2 separate regions of the Homo sapiens genome follow, and region 1 is linked to region 2. A link is an interaction called in ENCODE POLR2A ChIA-PET data of the cell type or tissue named here. Cell type or tissue: Panc1. All regions are shown on one strand. Each heading gives the region's core, and the rest is flanking DNA. Links, peaks and the distances in the headings are about the cores only.

The links. Peaks named below come from ENCODE experiments on the same cell type or tissue, not always from the same donor. Only the 100,000 strongest peaks of a DNase experiment are listed, where the experiment ranks them.
Region 1: POLR2A ChIA-PET joins it to region 2 with 12 read pairs; 10 of 35 experiments call an interaction of 5 or more read pairs at or near these places.

What each region holds. Positions count from the first base shown.
Region 1 is chr1:234,991,404-234,994,311 of GRCh38, forward strand. No RefSeq gene overlaps it. Among named protein-coding and RNA genes, the nearest start is that of LINC03108, 12 kb to the left of the region's middle. In Panc1, for the core only: no CTCF peak of the experiment used is centred there; no DNase peak of the experiment used is centred there; H3K27ac peaks cover 2,403 bases.
Region 2 is chr1:235,091,937-235,094,844 of GRCh38, forward strand. No RefSeq gene overlaps it. Among named protein-coding and RNA genes, the nearest start is that of LINC01348, 24 kb to the left of the region's middle. RefSeq lists enhancers at 1,396-1,979, 1,945-2,104. In Panc1, for the core only: a CTCF peak has its summit at 2,073 (motif pointing right); no DNase peak of the experiment used is centred there; H3K27ac peaks cover 1,845 bases.

The sequences.
Region 1 (2,908 bases), core at 284-2,783, 100 kb before region 2:
AGGCCCTCTTAGACCATCTCTCCTAATACTCACCCCTCCCAGATCACTCTCCATCCCTTACCTTGCCTTATTTTCTTCAGTATCACCTACCACTCTATGCAATTAAGTTGTCTATTTATTCAGTTATTACCTGTCATCAGTCTAGAATGTAAGTTCCATGAGGGCAGGAACATGTCTCATTCACGCAGGGTCTTCAATGCCTGTAACTAATGTTTGTTGAAAAATAAGGACTTTGGGCCTGGCATGGTGGCTCGTGCCTGTAATCCCAGGACTTTGGGACACCAAGGTGGGCGGATAACCTGAGGTCAGGAGTTTGAGACCAGCCTGACCAATATGGCAAAACCCTACTAAAAATACAAAAATTAGCCGGGTGTGGTAGCACATGCCTGTAATCCCAGCTATGGCTGAGGCAGGAGAGTCACTTGAACCTGGGAGGCAGAGGTTGCAGTGAGCCAAGATCATGCCATTGCCATCCAGCCTGGGCAACAAGAGTGAAACTCCATCTCAAAGAAAAATAAGGACTTTGTTTCAGGAGCAATGGGGAGACTGTAAGGGTTCAGGGAGAGGAGTGACAACATCAGTGTTTCATTTTGAGAGTTCCCTCTGGTTACTGCATGCAGAAGAGACGAGGCAGGGCCAATACCCAGGCGAGAAGCAGTGCACCAGCCCCTATGGAGGTTCAGGGGTATCTGGTAACCTGGAGAGTCTGAGGATCCCATGGTCTTGAGTTAAATCTCTCTGGGACTTCAGGCAAGTCAGTAAGCCCCTGCACACCTCAGATTCTTCATATGCTAAATAATGTGATATGAATTCCTGCTACAGTTGGCTCTTAGTATACGAGGGGGATTGGTTTCAGCAACCCCATGTATACTCATATCTGCACATACTCAAATTTGCAGTCAGCCCTGCAGAATCTGCAGGTATGAAATGTCCCCCTGCTCTATATGCAGGTTTCACATTCTGTGAAGACTATATTTTCCATCCGCATTTAGTTGGAAAAAATCTGCGTATAAGTAGATTCACATAGTTCAAGCCCATATTGTTCATGGGTCAACTGTATAGAGAGTTGGGGGGCAGGGATTAGAGGAGACTCTGCTTATAAAGCTCTGAGCACATGGCCAGTGTTCAGCCAACATCAGCTATTGTCTTTTTTTTTTTTTTTTTCTGAGATGGGTCTTACTCTGTCACCAGCCTGGAGTGCAGTGGCGTGATCTCGGCTTACTGCAACCTCCGCCTCCTGGGTTCAAACAATTCTTGTGCCTCAACCTCCCAAGTAGCTGGGATTACAGGCACACACCACCACACCCAGCTAATTTTTTTTTCTTTTTTTTTTTAAGACAGAGTCTCACTCTGTTGCCCAGGCTGGAGTGCAGTGGCACGATCTCAGCTCACTGCAACTTCTGCCTCCCGGGTTCAAATAATTCTCCTGCCCCAACCTCCCAAGTAGTTGGGACTACAGGCATGTGCTACCACGCCCGGCTAGTTTTTTGTATTTTTAGTAGAGACAGGGTTTCACCGTATTAGCCAGGATGGTCTCGATCTCCTGACCTTGTGAGCCGCCTGCTTTGGCCTCCCAAAGTGCTGGGATTACAGGCATGAGCCACCATGCCCAGCCAGCTATTATCTTTATTGGAATTGAACAGACATGGAATTTACTGGAGGTGAGGCATGGGAGGAAGTAGGATATGGAGGAAGAAGCCCAAGGTACCAGCCTGAGAACCAGGGTGAAGGGTGCTGCTGTTTATGAAGCTGGGGTGCTGCAGGGCAGGAGCAGGTTCAGGAAGGGAGATGGCCTTGGGTTCCGTTTGGGGCATGTGGAGGTGGGTGCACCTGTGAGACCTCAGGTCCAGAGCTGAGAAGGCTGGGTGGGCAGAAGATGGTGATTTGAAAGTCATATGGGCATAGAAATGGTATTGGAAGCCACAGGGATGATTTGAGGGGTGAATGCAAGATTAAATGAGAAATGTGCCAGGGATAGAGTGCTAAGAACACCCACAATGGCTGGGCGCGGCGGCTCACACCTGTAATCCCAGCACTTTGGGAGGCAGAGGCGGGCAGATCATAAGGTCGGGAGATCGAGACCAGCCTAGCCAACATGGTGAAACCCCGTCTCTACTAAAAATACAAAAATTAGCTGGGTGTGGTGGCGAGTGCCTGTAATCCCAGCTACTTGGGAGGCTGAGGCAGGAGAATCGCTTGAACCCGGGAGGCAGAGCTTGCAGTGAGCCGAGATCACACCACTGTAGTCCAGCCTGGGCAACAGAACGAGACTCCATCTCAAAAAAAAAAAAAAAAAAAAAAGAACACCCACAATTAAAGGAACAAGTTCTCCAACAAAGGATTCTCATAAGTTGTGGCCTGAGGGGAACAGAATAAAAAGCAACAAGGTGTCATGGAACTCAAGGAAAAGGGACCTTCATGAAGATGAAGGGAGAAGTCAGCTGTGCCTGGTGTTGGTTTTTCCTTTCTAGAACTAAAAGCCAGAATGATTGACAAGGCCCCCCAGTGATGGGGACCATGGTCCATTCACTCCCAGCAAACCTTGGGGAAGAGGATGCAGCGTGGAGGTAGCCTGTGGAGGAGGATGGAATCCTGCCTCCTGCCAGGGTCTGTCCCCAGCCATACTGTGGTGGTTTCATTGCAAATCACCAGGTCCTGGGTCTGACACTTTACTTTCCCTGTTCCTGCAGAGTGACGGTCACGCAAGCTGATCTGAACCTCCACTGGCTTCTCAGACTCAAACCAAGCACTTCTCTTCCTGGGATCACGAGTTCTATTCAGAGTGGGCCCTGGAGGCCTTCAAAGCTGGGCCCCAGGTTCTCACGGTGAACTAAACTTTCTCCGCAAACCCCCTTGGCCCCACACCTGGCTTATCTGGCTCCAGCCCTGAGCCACCCAGCACTGTCCC
Region 2 (2,908 bases), core at 123-2,622:
CAAAAAATCTAAAAATTAGCCGGGCATGGTGGTGCATGCCTGTAGTCCCAGCTACTCGAGAGGCTGAGGTGGGAGGATCACTTGAGACCAGGTGTTGGAGGCTGCAACAATCTATGATGGTGCCCCTGCACTCCAGCCTGGGTAACAGAGCAAGACCCTATCTCAAAAGAGAGAGAGAGAGAGAAGCCATAAGCTCGCAAGGAACCCCCCTGCCTTCTCCCATCCACCACAACTGCCTGCTTGGGCAGCAGGAATGGGTATATGAGGACAGGGACTTGGAACCAGGCCAACCTCAGTCAGCTCCATGCTCACTTCTGCTGGGGTTTTTTTGTTTTGTTTTGTTTTTTTGAGACGGAGTCTTGCTCTGTCCCCCAGGCTGGAGTGCAGTGGTGTGATCTTGCAACCTCCGCCTCCCGGGTTCAAGCGATTCTCCTGCCTCAGCCTCCCGAGCAGCTGGGACTACAGGCGCGCGCCACCACGCCCGGCTAACTTTTGTATTTTTAGTAGAGATGGGGTTTCACTATGTTGACCAGGCTGGTCTTAAACTCCTGACTTCAAGTGATCCACCTGCCTTGGCCTCCCAAAGTGCTGGGATTACAGGCCTGAGCCACCGCCCCCGCCTCACTTCTCCTGTTAATGACCTCAACCCTCTGAGCCAATTGCCACATCCGTGTGAAACAAGAACACCACCTAGAAAGGTTTAGAAGGGTTAGAGGTGACTGCCCGGGCGCGGTGGCTCACGCCTGTAATCCTAGCACTTTGGGAGGCCGCGGCGGGCAGATCACCTGAGGTCGGGAGTTCAAGACCAGTCTGACCAACATGGAGAAACCCCATCTCTACTAAAAATACAAAATTAGCCGGGCATGGTGGCACATGCCTGTAATCCCAGCTACTCAGGAGGCTGAGGCAGGAGAATCACTTGAACCCGCGAGGCGGAGGTTGCAGTGAGCCGAGATTGTGCCACAGCACTCCAGCCTGGGCAACAAGAGTGAAACTCTGTCTCAAAAAAAAAAAAAAAAAAAAAAAAAAAAAGGTTAGAGGGTTAGAGGTGACTTAAGTAACAGCACTCAGCATCTAGCACACAGTAGGCCCGGAGTGATCATTACTACTGGCTTACAGTGGCTTCGCCAGCACAGTCAGCCTCATGGGAAGGAGCACCCAAGTCTCAGGGCCACTCCCTGAGCACGTGTGAACTCAGCGGGATCCTTGCTGACTGGAGTCCCATGGGGAAGCATGACGGGGAGCCGGGAAGCGCTGGTCGTCCGAACGGGGCGGGAGCCTGGACAACAGGGGTACGAGGACCCAAAGCCTTCCCCTTGTTTCCTCCTCATCAATTCTCAGCAGAGTGAGGGGTGAGGAGTTAGGCCCTAGGGAGCAGGAAACAAGCAGGGATCCGGCCACACACCCACCTTCACCTTGATCCCCGGCGGGACGTCCCCACCCCTTCCCAGCAAGGCAGCCCTCAGGAGCTGCAGCCCAAGTGTCTCGCCTGGAGCTTCCAAGTGCAGAGCCTGATTTTTGAAGAACCACTGCCACACTCTGGCAAATGCAAGGAAGTCATTCTCGGTGCTGTGGCCTGGGGACCATCACGAACTGTCCTAGAGCGCAATCCGAATGCAAGCAGGGGAGAGGAGGCCCCAGCAGGCTGGATGCTGCTACGGGGAGTGACGGTCACCCCTGTGTGTCCAGAGCCCACTCCACGCCTGGAACGCAGTAAACACTGCATCGACAGTGGCCCTCCCCGCAGTCCCCCTTGCTCACCCCCTTAGCTCCTGAGCTCTTTATCATGCTTTCCGCGTGGCCCTGCTCTCACCTGACTGTAATCTGCATTTATTCCCTGTCTCCAGCTGATCTGTGAGTTCCACAAAGGGGAGAAGCCACCTGCTGGGCGGTCTTGCATCTGTGGCAATGCCTTGTGCATAAACAAACCTTCGCTAAATGTTTGTTGAGCGAACAGAAGAGCGAATGATGCACACGAATATGGAGGTCTACTAATATGTGCTTAAGGAATTAAACCGGTGATGATAGAGATGAAAGAGGCGGGTAGGTCATCGCAGTGCCTGCGGTAGGCACTAGATGGCGCCCAAGCACACCAAGAAGGCGCTGAGAGGCGGGCCGAGCAGCATGAGTTTTTGGTATAGGGGTTTCCTGGAAGATTGAAGCAGTTTATCTATGAGGGCCCCTTGACTGAAAGTCTAAGATCTGGTACAAATAAGCCAGGATCAGCGGGACATGCTGTATTACAGTTCTCCAGGGAAACAAAACCAACAGGATGTGTGTAGAGAGAGGAAGAGTTTCACGTTGAGGAATGGGCTCGTGATTGTGGAGGCTGGCAGGTCCTAAACCCAAGGCGTGGGCCAGCACAGTCCAGACCCAGGAGAGCGGAAGGTGCAGAGAAGTCCCAGGGCGTTCTGCCGGATAACTTCCCTCGCTTGGGAAGGCCAGTCTTTTTGTTCTACTTAGATCTTCAACTGATTGGATGAGACCCACCGACATTAGAGAGGGCCTCTGCTTTACTCAGAGTTTACCAATATGTTTTGGGATTTTTTTAAATATAAAATGAGATCCTGCTATGTTGCTCAGGCTAGAGTGCAGTGGCACAATCATAGTTCAATGCAGCCTCAAACTCTTGGCCCCAAGCAATCCTCCCACTTCAGCCTCCCAAGTAGCTAGGATTACAGGTGTGCACCACCATGCCTGGCTGTAATGTTGATCTCATACAAAAACACCCTCCCAGTTGACACATAAAGTTAACTATCACACACACAGCTTGAGCTGTTGTTCCAGAGAAGCCGTGATCTTTTTTATTGTTTGTTTGTTTTTTGGAGATGGAGTCTCACTCTGTCGTCCAGGCGGCGCTCAGCTCACTGCATCCTCTGCCTCCTGGATTCAAGCAATTCTCCTGCCT